Regions from separate parts of the Mus musculus genome. Here region 1 is linked to region 2. The links are chromatin loops, found by intact Hi-C in ENCODE. Cell type or tissue: heart. All regions are shown on one strand.

What was found. Hi-C counts contacts between places; a loop is a spot of excess contacts. Peaks named below come from ENCODE experiments on the same cell type or tissue, not always from the same donor. Only the 100,000 strongest peaks of a DNase experiment are listed, where the experiment ranks them.
Region 1: it touches region 2 in a loop (2.9-fold over the local background); 5 of 42 quality-filtered maps call a loop at or near these places.

The regions. Positions count from the first base shown.
Region 1 is chr1:39,475,636-39,483,635 of GRCm38, reverse strand. Tbc1d8 (TBC1 domain family, member 8) reads left to right here and starts at 4,889. Exons shown (of 20, transcript NM_018775.4): 1 at 4,889-5,196. The coding sequence starts at 5,070. In heart, no CTCF peak of the experiment used is centred here; DNase peaks (open chromatin) are centred at 4,195, 4,805 and 5,335; H3K4me3 peaks cover 2,209 bases; H3K27ac peaks cover 1,884 bases; H3K27me3 peaks cover 360 bases.
Region 2 is chr1:39,387,944-39,395,943 of GRCm38, reverse strand. It overlaps Tbc1d8 (TBC1 domain family, member 8), which reads left to right. Exons shown (of 20, transcript NM_018775.4): 6 at 1,672-1,879; 7 at 3,690-3,887; 8 at 4,657-4,827; 9 at 6,486-6,636. Among named protein-coding and RNA genes, the nearest start is that of Rpl31, 24 kb to the right of the region's middle. In heart, a CTCF peak has its summit at 3,561 (motif pointing left); DNase peaks (open chromatin) are centred at 1,633, 3,593 and 4,033; H3K4me3 peaks cover 357 bases; H3K27ac peaks cover 482 bases.

The DNA of each region.
Region 1 (8,000 bases), 88 kb before region 2:
GAGCTTGGAGCTCTCTGAGTTGGTTGGACTGGCTGGCCAGCATGTCCCAGGCCCCTTCCCCTGGCTGTCTCCCCAGGACTGTGGTTATAACCATGTGCCACTGGTTTTCTTATTTTGGTTCTGGGAGATTAAGCTCAGTCCTCATGCTTGTACAGCAGACAGGTGCCTGAGACCTCTCCCAAGTGTCACCAGCTCTTGGTTTTAAAGATATTTTGGCATATACGTATATTTATATACATTTCCCCAAACTCTTTCATCATTCTGAAAAATCATATACATGAACATAATAATTGTGAGTATGTAAATATTTACAAATATTGCTGACTCCAGTTTTATCCTTGGCCTGACACTCTAGAATATGAGCCATACATGACCTTCAACTTCTTCCCAGTATGTATGGGAAGGGTTTTCCAACTCTGAGGTGTATTGTGCATTTCTGCTTCCCTTCTCAAACTGACCTTGGAGTCTCCTTCCACGAAGACTCTCTTTTGAGGGCCTGGAGTCAATGTGCACGGACGTAGGTTCTAAGTAAAGGCTGCAGAGACTCTCAGGCTTCCCTGTAGGTGGAGGCTGGGATGGGAGGCTTGGTTTGGGGAATTGGCTTTGTCTGTGTCAGTCCAAAGGTTTCCAAAACGTATCTGTTGACTTCCATCTTCCCAATCAGCGTCCCGTTCTTAGCAAGGGAGTTTGCTGAGGTTGGATGGGAACCTTTGCCCCAGTTCTATAACCAGCACAATTATATTAGGATCGTAAGAAGAGTTGGCCAATTCTGTGGCCACACAGATAAGAACTTCTTTGAAATTTCATCACATCTGTACCTTGAGATGGGAATTTAACACTTTATGCTCCTTCCTTCCTTCCTCTTTGTTTGTTTGTTTCTCTTTGTTTCTCTCTCTCTCTCTCTCTCTCTCTCTCCCTTTCAGAGCAGTCACAAACAGCCATCTCATTGTAATCCCATCGTTGCCATAGCAACCACATTTAGCAGCAAGAGCCCCCAAGCCTTGTTCTTTACCCACCCCTCACACCACCACCAGGGCTTCTTGGAGTAATCCTGCTGCCAGTGAACGTCATGGGTTACTAACATGCCCGTGTTTCCTGTGCACAGTTAGAAGAGTAACTCAGTCAGACTTCTTTGTCAATAAACCGTTTCCTGAGGTCATTCCTGGTATAAGGCCGGGAGGGTCCTGTCCAGAACCTGAGTGGTGTGGAAGCCTAGAATCAAGTCACTGGGGTTGGCACCTTCTTAGGGTGTTCCAGGCTCTCTCTGAGCTCCTACAGTTTACTTAGACTGCAACAGCATTACTCCATCAGCACACGATATTCTGTGCGCCTGCCCCAACTTCCTCCTTTGTAAGGATCCCGCTCACTGTACTAACATCTATCTTAATAACCTCATCTGACTAATTATATCTGCATGCATCCTATTTCCAAGTAAGTCACAGTCTGGGGTGCTGGGGGGCGGTTAGAGCGCCAACCTAGACCTTTTGAGGGGTACAATCCAACCCAAGATAACACCATGAAGGGGTGATTAGCACCCAGAGGTGGCTGACAGGAGGATGCTGTGTGTGCCTGTGGATGTCTTCTTCCCCAGTTCCCCTGGATCTCCTTCCTTGTTCTGTGTCTGGAAGGCTGAGCTCCTTAGAGCGCCCTCTGAGTGTTTCTGCCTTCTATTGGCTCCTCTCTGACATAGGTGGTGGTGAAAGGCAGAGGCAGGAGACTCAGAAATGGGAGGAGAGGTAAGCCCCAGGAGCTTCTCTCTGCTCCCCTCGAGTCAAGTTAAAGAGTAAAAAATGTTTTAAATCACGCGTGTCTCTGTGGGTTTGTTCATGGGAGTGCAGTGCCTAGAGGCCAGAAGAGACTGCTGGATCCCTGGAGCTGTCTGAGTGCTGGCAACCAGACAGCAAGAACAGTAGTCTTGCTTCTAACCACTGAGCCACCTTTCCAGCCCCTACTTCTCTTGCTTTTAACATTTGACGGGGAAGCGCTAAATAATTGCAACCTGAGTGACTGTGGATGGGTCAGGAGATTTAACATTCAATCAGAACCACTGATAATTCACTGGGTGTGTGTAGCAGGTCCATCTGTTTTTTGCTGCTATCACAGAATACCACAGAGTGAATAATTTATAAAGACTAGAAATGTGCCTCACAGCTCTAGAGGCCAAGGCAGCCAGGAGCCTTTAGCCTTGACTTTGTGGCAAGCCTATGTGTTTTTTTTTTTTTTTTAAAGCTCTAGTCTAGCAAAAGGTGTTCTCTAGAGCTTTCTCAACCTGTTTCTCCAGCACCTGAAGATTCCATTTGTGCATCCCCATATCTTCAGCCCACGTCAATTTTCTGTGTCTGTTTTCCCATCTGTGAATCTCTAGGGCAGGTGTATAATAGTTTCCACCAAGATTAAAATATTCCATCCTGGGGCTGGTGAGATGGCTCAGTGGGTAAGAGCACCCGACTGCTCTTCCAAAGGTCCGGAGTTCAAATCCCAGCAACCACATGGTGGCTCACAACCATCCGTAACAAGATCTGACGCCCTCTTCTGGTGTGTCTGAAGACAGCTACAGTGTACTTACATATAATAAATAAATCTTTAAAAAAAAAATTCCATCCTACAGGGAAGCTCCTTAAGCAGGAAGGTAAACAAATAGCCTCAGGAAGGCCCTGAAACCGGCTAGAGTCACACCACCCGGTTCCACCCCCACCCCCACCCCCCACCCCTGCCAGCTACCCTTTCCTGCCAGAGTAACAATAAAAGCCAAGAGTCCCTCTCAGATGCAGTAGAGCAAGGCCACAAAGAAGACTCTTAAGCCCAGACCAGCTAGTTCCCTGGAAGAAGCAAAAACCAGCCAGCCCATCTGCCTGGAAGAGTGTAGACCAACCGAGGTACCTAGAAAGGACACTCTCCTGCCCTCAGGCTGTGCACTGTGTTTCTGGTTCCCAGCTTTGTGAGCTGTCACTCATGCTGGTGTGGGTTTTGGTGAGGCAGCTGTCTTTGAGTCATTTCTGGTCTTGTAAGTCACCTCTCACCCATATTCCTGTAAGTAACCCCAAGAAAACTCATTGGTTGACCAGGTTGGACTTTGGTGGCGTCCACACTTTGGTCTGTCATGGGATCGGTATCTGAGGTGAGTAGACATGTGTGTTGCATTTTCCCAGGAAATATCTTGTTACACAAAAGCACTAATATCCAATTCACCTCTATGGTTCTGGCCCGAAGTGCTTCAGAGAGCAAAGGGTGCCTGGGAATGTTTCGTGAAGGAATCTTTTCTTGCCACCCATCCCTGACTCCTCTGACTCTGGTGTGGCTCCAAGCCTGTGATTGTGGCTTATAAACTTCTGTTTTCTTGAGAAGATGGTTGCCTGTGGCTGGCCAGTGTACCAGCTTTCTCAATATCTCTCTTTCTTCTTCTTCTTCTTCTTCTTCTTCTTCTTCTTCTTCTTCTTCTTCTTCTTCTTCCTCTTCTTTCTCTCTGTATTTTTTGATTGGTCTGCAGAGAAATGGGCTTACTTCGTGGTGACATTTGTATACAACATGGCTCTAAAACTTGCTTATTTTCCCCTCCACCGTCCTCCCCATCCCCCAACCTCCCGTCTCACTTTGCTTTCTACAGGGCTACTGTCTGTTGGATCTGACCAGTTTCTGATCCTCCCCCAGGACAGCTTCTACTTTCCAGTTCTGTCCTACTTAACAACCACATTTTGTCCTTTTGTCAAAACCCAGGGACTAAGGGAACCTTTCCCCTCCCTTTGGCTAAGATATCCGATCTAACCACCTCCCCACAGAGAACACGTGGATCCCTTTCCCTCGGCCTTTTTCAAGGACAGCTAACATGTCTACTCTAGCCTAGAGAAAATATTTATTTAAAACCCTGTACTCACATGCCCCGTGGCTTCTCGTTACTATTACCTGCTCCCATGTTCTAGTGGGTTTGTTTTTTTCTTTAATGTTTTCTCAGAATAGACACAAGAGCCTTATTTTTTTCCGGAGAGGACCTGCAGGGGTGAGTCTCATAGTGGTGCCTTCTAGGTCCTATGTCTCTGTAAGACATTCAGTGTTCAGTATGGTCTGCTGCTGGACTCAGGTTTCTGCGTTGCCACCTCTCCTATAGCTTCAGTTGTATCCTTACAAAAGCATGAAAAAATATTCTGTAAGAGAAATAATAAGTGGGGGATGTCAAGAATGACTCCTGCTGCCAGGCCTGATGACCTGAGTTGGATTCCCAGGGTCCACATAATGGAAGCCAAGACTGACTCCTCAAAGTTGTCTTCTGACTTCCACGCGCCAAACTGTCTCTCGTGACCACCCCCTCCAATAAATAAAATGTAATAAAGAAGAAATGTAAATGTTTGAATTAACGGAAAGCAATTTCTCTGACCCTCTCCTTGCTGTATATATGGACTAAAATATGTAGCATTCTGTGTTAATTTAAAAAAAAAATGAAGAGCGCAGCATTAAAAAAAAATCCAGATACAATTGTCTCCAATTTTCAGTGTTAGCTTTTGGTTATTTGAAACTTGAACACACTCCAGTTTACTGGCGTGCATTGTGCTCTTTAAGGTTAAGACTCTGGGTTGGGCAACCTGCAGCTTGGATAACAAGATGTCTTTTCCCCCTAGGTCCTTCCTCCAGCTTTTAAACAAGGAGCGTGGAGACAACTTGCGCAGTTGCTCGCTTCCTACCGGGAAGGAGGGAATTCGAGACTCGTCCGGGACTAGAGGGAGGAGACCTGGCAGTGGCTCCGATTTCCTCCCGCCACTCCGGAACCCTGGCCGGGAGCCGCAGAGACTAGGAAACCAGGGAGGCGCCACTGGAGCCTCGGGGAGGGTGGAGGGCGTGGCTTCGGGGGTGGGCGGGACCGCGGCTGGTGGGCAGGGTCTAGCCGGGGCGGGGCCACGGCAGGCAGCGCGGGGTGAGCCCGGCGAGCTGTGGTCTCCGCGCTCCGGGGCTCGGCAGGCGCTCCCGCTTCTGTCTCCGCGCGCAGTTCCCGCCGCCTCCTTCCAAGCGGGCTCGGCCCGGTGCGGCCGGCTGCTGGGGCGATGTGAACCGGGACCCGCAGGCGCGGCAGGTTCGCCGCGATGTGGCTCAAGCCCGAGGAGGTGCTGCTCAAGAACGCGCTGAAGCTCTGGGTGACCCAGAAGAGCAGCTGCTACTTCGTCTTGCAGCGGCGCCGCGGGCACGGCGAGGGGGGCGGCCGCCTCACCGGTAAGGGGCGCGCGCGGCGGCCCGGCCCGGCCTCTGTCCCTGCCGCCCGGCCGCGTCGCAGGTGGTGTCTCGGTGGCAGCCGACGAGGCCAGGACGGCCCTGCCTATGGCTTGTTTTCCTTTTTCCTGCGTTTCTCACGCGAGCTCCGGTCGGGCTTGGAGCTCAGGGACCCACGGGCCGAGAGAGGCAGGTGCATCTGGTGTGACCTGGCTCGCGAACGCTGGAGACGCAGCTTCTAGAGCTTGCCCCAAGGCAGCGAGATCGGGGCGCCCTAGGGCCCCGCCAGGTGACAGAAGGGTGCGCCCAGGCAGGCCCGGACTTGGCCATCTGGACGCAGCTGTGGCTCCAGGTGGTGTTGCAGCTGCGGACTTCAGGCCAGATCATCGGGAGGTTCTAGAGATCCAGGACTTTCTGGCCCAGGAGGCGGGGGCTGTCTTCGCTTCGAGGGGAAACTGAGGCACTATAGTTGCGTAGCGAAGTTAAGCATGCCGCTTTTGTTTCTCCTTTCAATGTCTTCTGTGGAACGATAGGACAAAAATACGATAGGCTTTGAAGTTGTCTCCAAGCAAGGCATTTTCCCCTTCTAAAAGTTATGGCTCAAAGCTGTTAAGAGATTGGGATCAGCTCGCGTTATTAGCTAGAGCACCTGCTCAATCAGGGAAGGGGAATTGTCGTGTTTTGCCTAGGGGGTTGGAATGATTCCTTTGGTTAAGGAGCCACCTCTGGTAAAAGGGACTTCAGATGATGGTCCTTTCATAACCTTCTACTGAATGTCGCTGAGGGGGTCAACAGACCTAAACGGTGCGCTCGGGTTAATTGCTGGTGACTGTCTGCACCTGGGCCAGTCTGGAGACGGCCCTTTGGGAGCAGAGTCTGGTTGGAGAAATGAGGAATATGCTTCTACCTAAAATCATGTATTTTAGCTTCAGGAAAAGCTAGCAGGTGTAGGGTGGGGTCAGGGTCCACGATGACAACCGAGACTCTCCTGAGAATTCAGTAGTGGGTAGGAGACCACAGGATTCTGGTTGAAAGGGTTAGTAGACAGTGGAACGTTCTGGGCAGCTGAGTGGCCACGAACCCCCCTGAACAGGGACAACTTGTGCAGCAGGTGGGCTTCGTGGGGGTGGGGGGAGAGTTACAGTAGAAGGAAGGGGGCCTTTGAGCCCTTTGTGAGGCCCTGGGTAGCACCATGGAATTTAGTGTTGGACTGGAGAACAAGAACTTGGTAGCATCCTGCAAAGCTCAGTAGAGGCCAAGTGGCCTGAGAGGGCTGTGTATGTACAACACTGGAGACGGTGGCTTAATTGATGGTGGATTAAGTAGAGTATCTGGTGTATTAGTCATCTGTTGCAGAGGGTGACGGTAGGACAGGAGACTTGTAAACTGGGAAATAGGGAAACAGTTTGTCCCCCCCAGACACTTTTGCTGCTGCCCACCCACCCACTTAATCCACTGAGCCTCTGGGGTGTTTGATGGGCTTACTGCCTTGGGAAGGAATCAGTGGGACAGGTAAGTCAGGGCCTGCAGTCTTCAGATTATTCTCCATCCAGCAGGATCCAGATGTGGAGGGCGGAGCTGCCTATCAGTGCTTCGTGAGCTTCAGAGAGTTTATGACTCAGATGTACAGAGATCATTTGTATACGAGTTCAGTGGTGTGTTGTGATAGCCATGGCTTTGGACTTCTCTGGTGTTTCCTTTGTCTCCATCCTGTGAATATGTGGAAACTTCTCTCTTCTCTTGGAGACACAGGTTACAATGTATAATCCAGGCTGGCCACAAATTCTTGTTCCTGTTGCCACAGGCACATGCCACCATGCAAAAAGAGAAATGGAAACAAGGAGAAAGCCTATGGAGAGAAGATACTTTGTTTCTTAGATGCCCTTTGCAGTGTGACTGTTGACCTTTGAACATTTATTGAGCAACCCCACTTCGGGTACTCCCCTTGAGCTGGTCTCCACTCAGCCACACAGGACTGCCACCCAGCAGCTCTGGTCTGGCAATTGTTGGAAAATATGGAAATGCAGTGGGCAGATAATAGCAGTGTGAGAGTTTATGGATGATATTATGTTTAAAGGAAATAATAGGGGCTGAAATGATGAGAGTTGAGGCTGGTTCTAGACTTCTTTTTGCAGAGAAACCAGTAGACTGGTGAACAGGTCAGAGATAAAGAAGAGGGCACAGTAATCTTTTCCTCATATTGTTATGCTAAATTTGTTATTAGATAGTAGGAGTTTAGGCATACAAAAATCCAAAGGTTAAAATAATTTGGATTGCCCATTTTCACAAGCACAAATTTTTTCTGATGAGGGTTATAGTATACCCTCCTGCCTGCTCATTCTCTCTCTCTCTCTCTCTCTCTCTCTCTCTCTCTCTCTCATCCTTCCCTCCCTCTCCCCCCTTCTCCCCTTATACATGCCTCCATTTTTTTCTCCCTAAATTTCTGATTCTCTGACTTAGTTTTAACTTTTGTACTGCTGTGACCAAACACCAGCTGACCAAAGAATGCATTTATTGGGGGCTTTGTCGTTTCAGAGGCTGAGTCCATGACCATCATGGTGGGAGCAAGCAGACAGACATGAGGCAGACATGGCGCTGGAGCAGAGCTCTCATGATGAGATAACTACCTGAGGCAGAGAGGTCGGGGGTGTGTGTGTGTGGGGGGAGACAGAGACAGAGAAACACACAGAGAGAGAGGGGGGGGGGAGGAAAAACTGGGAATGGCTTGAGCTTTCAAAACCTCAAAGCCCTCTCCTAGCGATAAACCTCTTCACCTTTTAATCCTTCCCAAACAGTTCCACCAACTG
Region 2 (8,000 bases):
ACCTCCCCACTCCTCTAAAGAAAGAAGGGCCCCTTACTCAGCCATGTTGGCCCTCACTGTCCTCAAAGCCCCCACCACATTGCTGTCTGTCTGTCTGTGCGACTATGGCATTAAGGCTTCTTTACTAAATCTCCCCCCCCCCCCAAAAGACAGTCCTTCTTAGTGTCACTCCAGTCACTTGAGTTTGGGGTTTACCCCTAACCTTTTGTCTGAGAAGGAAGTGACCAAACCCTGCCTGAGAGGATGGGCTGGTGATGACCCCCATATGGGGCTGGCTTCTTACTACACAGGACCCTGTTGATGTTTTAGCTGTGCTGGGATGATGTAAGGGATTTGTCAGCTACTGTGTGGCCAGAATCAGGCTGAGGTCTCTGTGTCTGGCCCCATACTTAGCATATTGAAGCTTCATCCAAATCGCCATGTGTATCAAGACCTTCCCTCCTGTTTTGTGGCTGAGTACTTTCTATCCAATTAAAGAGACATGCCACGTTGTAGTTAGCTGTTCATCAGTTGATGGATATTTGGGCCACTTTTTGTTATTGTTAGCGTTAATGTTAGTATGTGAGTTGTCAGCAGGCCTACGTGTCTCTTGTTTGTGGATTCCCAGGAGTAGAATTTCTGGGAAAATGGTGAGTCTCCCTTAAGCAGTGAGACTGGTTTCCTACACAAAGCATGTCACTTCACATGCCTACCAAAAGCGTGTGAAGGCTACGATTCCCCACATCCTGGGCAACACTCAGTGTCTTAGGGATTTACTGTTGGGAACAGACACCATGACTCTTATATAGGAAAACATTTCATCGGGACTCCAGAAGTTTAGACCATTATCATCACAGCAGGAAGCATGGCGGCGTGCAGGCAGACATGGTGCAGGAGAGGGAGCTGAGAGTTCTACATCTTGATCCTCAGGGAGCAGCAGGAAACTGTGTCCACACTGACTGTAGCCTGAGCTTCTGAGACCTCAAAGCCCACCCTCACAGTGACACACTTGCTCCAGCAAGGTCACACCTATTCCAACAAGGCCACATATCCTAATAAGAGTGCCACTCCCTATGGGCCAAGTATTCAAACACGTGAGTCTATGGGGCCATTCCTATTCAAACCACTTAAAGTAACCTGACACTTATTATTCAGACACTTAAAGTAACCTGACTTTTTTTATATTTACATTTTTATGCCATTTTTGTGGTCAAACCAAACCAGCCAGGCATGCTTATTTCTTTAAAGATGTATGTGTATGGGCGCTTTGCCTGCATGCGTATGTCTGTGCACCACATATGGGCCTTGTGCTTGTGGGGGCCATAAGAGGGCATTGGATCTTCCCTGGAACTAGAATTATAGACAAGTGTGAGACTCTGGGGGGGGGGGGTACTAGGAATGGAACCTGGGTGCTCTGGAAGAGCAGCCTGCGCTTTTGACCTCAGGGCCCTCTGGCCAGCCCCCAGGGATGTGCATCCTGATTCATGGCTCATGGGTTATCTCTGTGCAGACCTAAGAAGCTCTGCTTGCTTTAGGGGTTGGCTGTGAACTTGGAGCCCAGGGATGACTCAGTCTCTGGGAAATACAGCCAGTCTGCACACCCTTGCTGTCCAGCTGGGCCAGTGGACGTCGAGGTATTTTTTTTCTCTGTGAGCTTGTATGTTCATTCCCTCTGTCCCCATTGCTCCCCAGGGACCTGGAGGCCAGAGCACAGAACGAGTTCTTCCGGGCTTTCTTCAGGCTGCCGAGGGAGGAGAAGCTGCACGCTGTGGCAGACTGTTCCCTCTGGACGCCCTTCAGTCGCTGCCACACAGCCGGACGGATATTCTCCTCTGACAGCTACATCTGCTTTGCCAGCAGAGAGGATGGCTGCTGTAATGTTGTGCTTCCCCTGAGAGAGGTAGACTTAACACCTTTCACCCATGCTTGCCTGCTTTGTGCTCCTGAAGCACCCTTTGCAATTTGTACCCAAGTGTTTGAGTCTGTTTTATGTTGCTCAAACACAAAACACTCAAGGCCAGATAAACTTATAAAGAAAAGAGGGTTAGCTCATTAAAAAAAAAATGATGCTATGTTTTGTTTGGGCTTAGATCTGATCGAGGCCTTATCCAAAAAATGGTGATGTAGTAGCTGGAGATATCACATGGTAAAACAGAGAGCAAAGGCCTATCCTGTTGCTGTTCCAAGTGACCTACTTTCTGACAACTGACTGAGGTCTCCTGAGAACTGTATTAGTCCTTTCTGGGGGAAATGTTCCCAGAGGCCCAACCACAGCAACCCCACCTCTAATTACCCCACCTCCTCTTATCACAGCTTCACAGGGACCATGCTCCTCACCAGTGAGCCTCTGGGGTCCCGTGGAAATCATATCCAAACCGCAGCCTCTGCTGCTGCCGCTGCCCTGTCAGGGCGGAGGAAGGGTGGCCACATACCAGGACTTTATTCTAAAGATGGCCCCCTGGTTCTCTGAGGAGCAGAACCTGAGTTGCTCATTCCTGGGGTGGCTGTGGCTCTTCTGGTGTTGCTTTAACAGCCCAGAGTTTGCCTACAAGGGCTGGGTAAAGAGAGCATTCCAACCTCCTCCTCACTGGTGAAGCCGCTCTTCAAGAGTGTGCCGGGAATGAGAGCTCTCCCCTTTCACCCACCCCCACCCCCACCTGAGAGAGAAGCAATCTATAAAAAGTGCCACCTGCAGAAACCAAATGGCCACTTCCTCGGCTTACTAGAACTTCAGCTTAAAAATGTAAAGTTAAGTATCTTACTGTAAAATATCATAATTCAGGGCTGGAGAGATGGCTTAGAGATTAAGAACACTGACTGCTCTTCCAGAGGTCCTGAGTTCAATTCCCAGCAACCACATGGTGGCTCACAACCATCTGTAATGGGATCTGATGCCCTCTTCTGGTGTGTCTGAAGACAGCTACAGTGCTGGAGTCTGGCTGCTTAATTATTTAGAAGGTTCACCTCCCCCCCCCCTCGTGATCTCTGATCTCCATGTTGTTATTATGCAATTAACATGCTCTTTTTATAAACAGTCAACTAAGAAAGCCATGTCAGGTGTGGTCCCAGCTCTTGGGGGGCAGGAGCAGGCAGATTTCTATGAGTTCAAGGCCAGCCTGGTCCACACAGTGAGTTCCAGACCATCCAGAGCTACATAGCTAAACCCTGTCTTCAAAAAGAAAAATAAGAGCTCTCCAGAACACACATCACGTAATTCATCCCCTTAGCCACTGCTAGGTGTGCATTTCAGTGGCACCAAGCATGTTCACTCTGTTACATAACCATCCCCACTATCATCTCCGGGATGTCCATCTTCCCAACTTGAGACTCTGTCCCACTTAGAGACTAAAGCCCTCAGTGCAGTCATTCAGCACTCCTACTTGTTTGTGCTCCCAGCTGCTGAGCCACCTTTCCAGCCCTGGTATTTATCTTTTTTATGAGTGACTTATTCCAGGTAGCCCAGCTGTCCCAGGCTTCATCTATGATGTAGTTTCTTTTTGGGGGGCAGATTGCTACTTTGTGATCTGTTTGCCAAGCCACTCAACCTGTGCACAGAGCCTTGGGCTGCTGCCCCCTTGTGGCACTGACAGGTAACACTGCCCAGCCCACTTTCCTGCCTTTGCATGGAGTTCTTCCTGGATATGTCTGAGGGCATGATCACACACCTGCCAGGCTCCTGTCTTGTACTTTGTGTGTCATCTCTGTTCCAGGTAGTGAGCATTGAGAAGATGGAAGACACGAGCCTGCTGCCCAACCCCATCATCGTGAGCATCCGCAGCAAGATGGCCTTCCAGTTCATTGAGCTCAAGGACAGAGAGAACTTGGTGGAGGGCCTGCTGCTGAGACTGAAGCAGGTCCACGCCAACCACCCTGTGCACTATGAGACCTCGCCAAGTGATGATGACATGGTAGGAGCCTTTACAGGGACAGCATTCTGTGACTCTTCTTGTGACCTCCGGGAGGGCCATAGTCTCCAAAGGGAGTGCTTGGAAAGACAGGCCATGTGTGTGTGTGTGTGTGTGTGTGTGTGTGTGTATAGGGGGAGACGGCTGGGCCGTGCATTAGTGTGATGTCACATCTGAAGGCTCTGGTGTTCTGAGTTGGGGGATGCCTGGATCAGAAGGGTCCATGGGGTTACCTGCACCTTGGAGAGTTGACGCTCCACATACTGCCTGGGTTGGAGAAGTTGATATGACACCCCTCCCCCTCCAGTTAGAGGAGCAGTGGGACACCCCTCCCCGTGGGGACACTTGTCATATTCTTGAAGCGCAGGTATCCCCTTTTCAAGGTTGCTGGGGCTGATGCTCAGGGAGGCTATAATCTGTTAAGAGGGAGAGTTTCGCATCCTAAGACTAGAGAGATACAAGAATGTACTTGGGTTTGCTGGTCCATCATTAGCCGTGATTTCCATTAGGAAACATCTTTTCATCTTTAAATTTCCGTGCGTGTGTTATGAGCATATATGTATAAATGTATGTGGACATATGGTGGAGATAGGAATCATCCTGATCATTGAGGCAGGCTCTCTCAGTCAGACTCAGAGTGTGCTACACGGCTACTGTCCCTAGCCAGCTTGCCCTGGGATCCCGTCTCTGTCACAGGTACCTGACAGTAACAGCGGGCTCTAGGTTTAACTGACACGCGGTGCTCTCTGTGCCTCCTCTCTTGGACTTGTAGGCTTCACCTGTGTTTTACTCAGCAAGCATCTGCACTGACAAGTTTGGGGATCTTGAGATGGTGGCTTCTCAAAGTAGCGAAGAGAGAGAGGAGAAGCGCCCCCTGCCACACCCCGAGCCCCTGACTGCCGTCTTCCAGCAGTCTGGCAGCCAGAGCCCCGACTCCCGCCTGGTGAGTGAGATGCCTGTGAGCAGCAGCTCTGGGGAGTAGCGTGTGTGCGCTCTGGGTGGCCATCGCTTCTTTTGTCCTAGGCACCAAGTGAAGGGCAGTGGGGAGCTGGCTCCTCGAGTGCGGAGTGCGGCGTGCAGCCTGCCCAGAGGATGGTGCTGCCCCTATAGGTTTCCGGGTGTGCAACGAGTCTGTTACTAGCCAGGCCTTCTGTGTATGCCTTTCACACGGGTTTTTCTTTGCTCCTCACTGAACCTGAAGTTTGCATTTTGGTCAGACTGGCAGAATCCTGGGATCCACCTGTCTCTACCTGCTCCCTATCCCTGAACCCCAACACTGAAATTACTGCATTTTCACCTGGGTTCTGGAGATTCAAACTCAAGTATTCATGTTTGTACCGCAAGCCCTCCTTACCCACAGACCCATTTCCCCAGGCCCTGTTGCTTAATTAATTATTAAGCTTTTTAAAAAGGATTTTATTTATTTATTATTATAAGTAAGTACACTGTAGCTGTCTTCAGATGCTGTCTTTAGACACATAAGAAGAGGGCATCAGATCTCATTACAGGTGGTTGTGAGCCACCATGTGGTTGCTGGGAATTAAACTCAGAACCTTCGGAAGAGCAGTCAGTGCTCTTACCTGCTGAGCCATCTTGCCAGCCCCTGTTGCTTAATTTATAATAGGGAGGTAGGAGTCATGTATAGTTGGTGAATAGACTAGAACGGGACCCTCGCTGGCAGGCAGGCAGGCAGGCAGGCAGCCAGCCAGCCAGCCAGCCACAGGCCCAGGTGGTAGCTCCAAGAACAACTAGCTACTTCCTAGCTACCAGCCTTTTAAATCTAAACCGAGTCTTCTTAATTGCTGTACACACTATGTTCAGCCATTCCTTGTCCGAATGACCAAAATGTAGGTTTATGAATATGTTACTCACATTATTGGACAGTAATGATTACAAATAGTAGCTAATATTTTATAAAAGGCCTGATACTCCTGACATATGAACAGTTTTAAAGGACTTTTAGAAAAATAAATGTCCCCCTCATTTCTGATAATGAGAATGCGCTTTGCAGAGGTGGCTCAGTGGTTCAAAGCACTTGTGTCTTTTGCAGAGACCCAACCAGGTGGTTCATAACTTCCCCTAACTACAGTCCCAGGGAATCTACACCCCTTCTGACTCCTGCAAACACATTTATATAAAAGACATTTTCTTTTTAAAAAAAATTGAAAATATTTTTTTCCAGGTTTCAGTTTTCCCCCCTTCTGTCAGGAAGCTCAGGGCATGCTGGGTGCCTGTTACAGTCTGCAGACATTGGAGTCGAGTGGTGTTTTAGTAGTTGGCTTTGTGTCAGTGCCCCAAAGAGGCATTGCCCAAATTCCCCATTGCATCTGTGTCTCCCATTCAGTCTGAGCTGCCTCTGTACTTGGTGACATGTTCCTGTTATGAACTGTGCACTGTGTTCACACAGACGCCTCTGCAGGGCTCCTTGGGGCTCTGTGTTATTTGTCCTGGATTCTTTATGCCTGGCAGCGGCTCATACGTGTTGTGTGTGTGAACACTGTTATCACTGCTCTTCCTGTTGGTCCCTGATAAACTGAGACATTCTTTATACTGTTACTGATTATGGCTTCTTGTCACCTTAACAAACACCTCCATTTCCAGTCCCGGGAACAGATAAAAATCAGTCTGTGGAACGACCACTTTGTAGAGTACGGCAGGACCGTGTGCATGTTCCGCACTGAAAAGATCCGGAAGCTGGTGGCCATGGGGATCCCCGAGTCGTTACGTGGAAGGCTGTGGCTGCTTTTCTCAGGTAGGTTTTGGTGTGTTCAAACTTTTTGTAGTCTTTGGAATAGATTCTGGAATGGCCTTCCTGTGAGCAGCATGTCAGGATTGTTTCTGTAAACCACCATCATGGAGTTGGGAGCCCCTGGTTAGCTGCGGTCCCCCTCAGGAAGTATGAGGTCCAGAGCAGTGACCTTCTCCTTATCAGTGGCTTCATGAATTAGATGTGGTGGCGTGTGCCTGTACTCTCAGTGCTGGAGATGCTGGGATAGGTAGGATTGAAAGTTCCTAGCCAAGCTGGGGTATGTAACAGGACCAGTCTTACCCCTTCATTCACAAATGATAAACAAAACTGTAAGCCTGCTCCTGGTGCTGAGACGTTCACCTGTGATCCCAGCATTTGGGAAGTAGAGACAGGAGGATCAGAAGTTAAAGGCTAGCCTCAGATATATGAGTTCAAGGCAGCCTGGGCTACAGGGGCTGGAGAGATGGCTCAGTGGTTAAGAGCACTGACTGCTTGTCCAAGGGATCCTGAGTTCAATTCCCAGCAACCACATGGTGGCTCACAACCACCTGTAATGAGATCTGATGCCCTCTTCTGGTGTGTCTGAAGACAGCTACAGCATATTCATACACACACACACACACACACACACACACACACACACATAAAAATCTTTAAAAAAAAAATGAAACCACCTGGACATAAAGTGTCTTTATTGGATTTGAGCCCAGATAGGGACAACACAGAAAAACTGTATTTGCTGACCGGTGCTGTGTAGTGTTGAACTGAATTTCTCAGTGCAGTTTCTGTTGTCCCTTCCTCCACTGGAAATGTGGTACCCAGTGAGGTGAGATTGTAGATGCTGTCTGATTACTTTTCAAATACCACTTGGGTCCTCAGAGGAGGCCTGATGAGGCCTCAGTCGGATGGTAGTCCTCTCTCTATGGCTGCTGGGTACATGACCACACCTCCCCTGACCTGGCCACACCTCTTCTGACATGGCCACACTCCTAATCTTTCCTTACCAGTTCACCAACTAGGCACTCAAATACATGAGCCTATAGGGGCCATTCTCATTTGAACCACTACACTCAGACTAGACCCTTCCCCAGACTTTCCTCATAGCCATCCTTGCTAGTGACCGCACTATCTCTCCCATTATCTATCCCCCTATATTCTCCTTTCTCCCTCTTGCATCAATTTGGTTCTGCCTGTCTCCTGTCCAAGATTCCCGCCCATTCATCTTAATGCACTGCAGTAACTGTACAGCCGCTGCCTAGGCCAGCCTTGGCCATGTTCCTTCAAGCTCCTCCTACTAATGTCTGGCCCATCACTGGGCAGGCACCCTCCCTCTTGCTTCCCAGGGTATAATAGTAACTTATTCACCT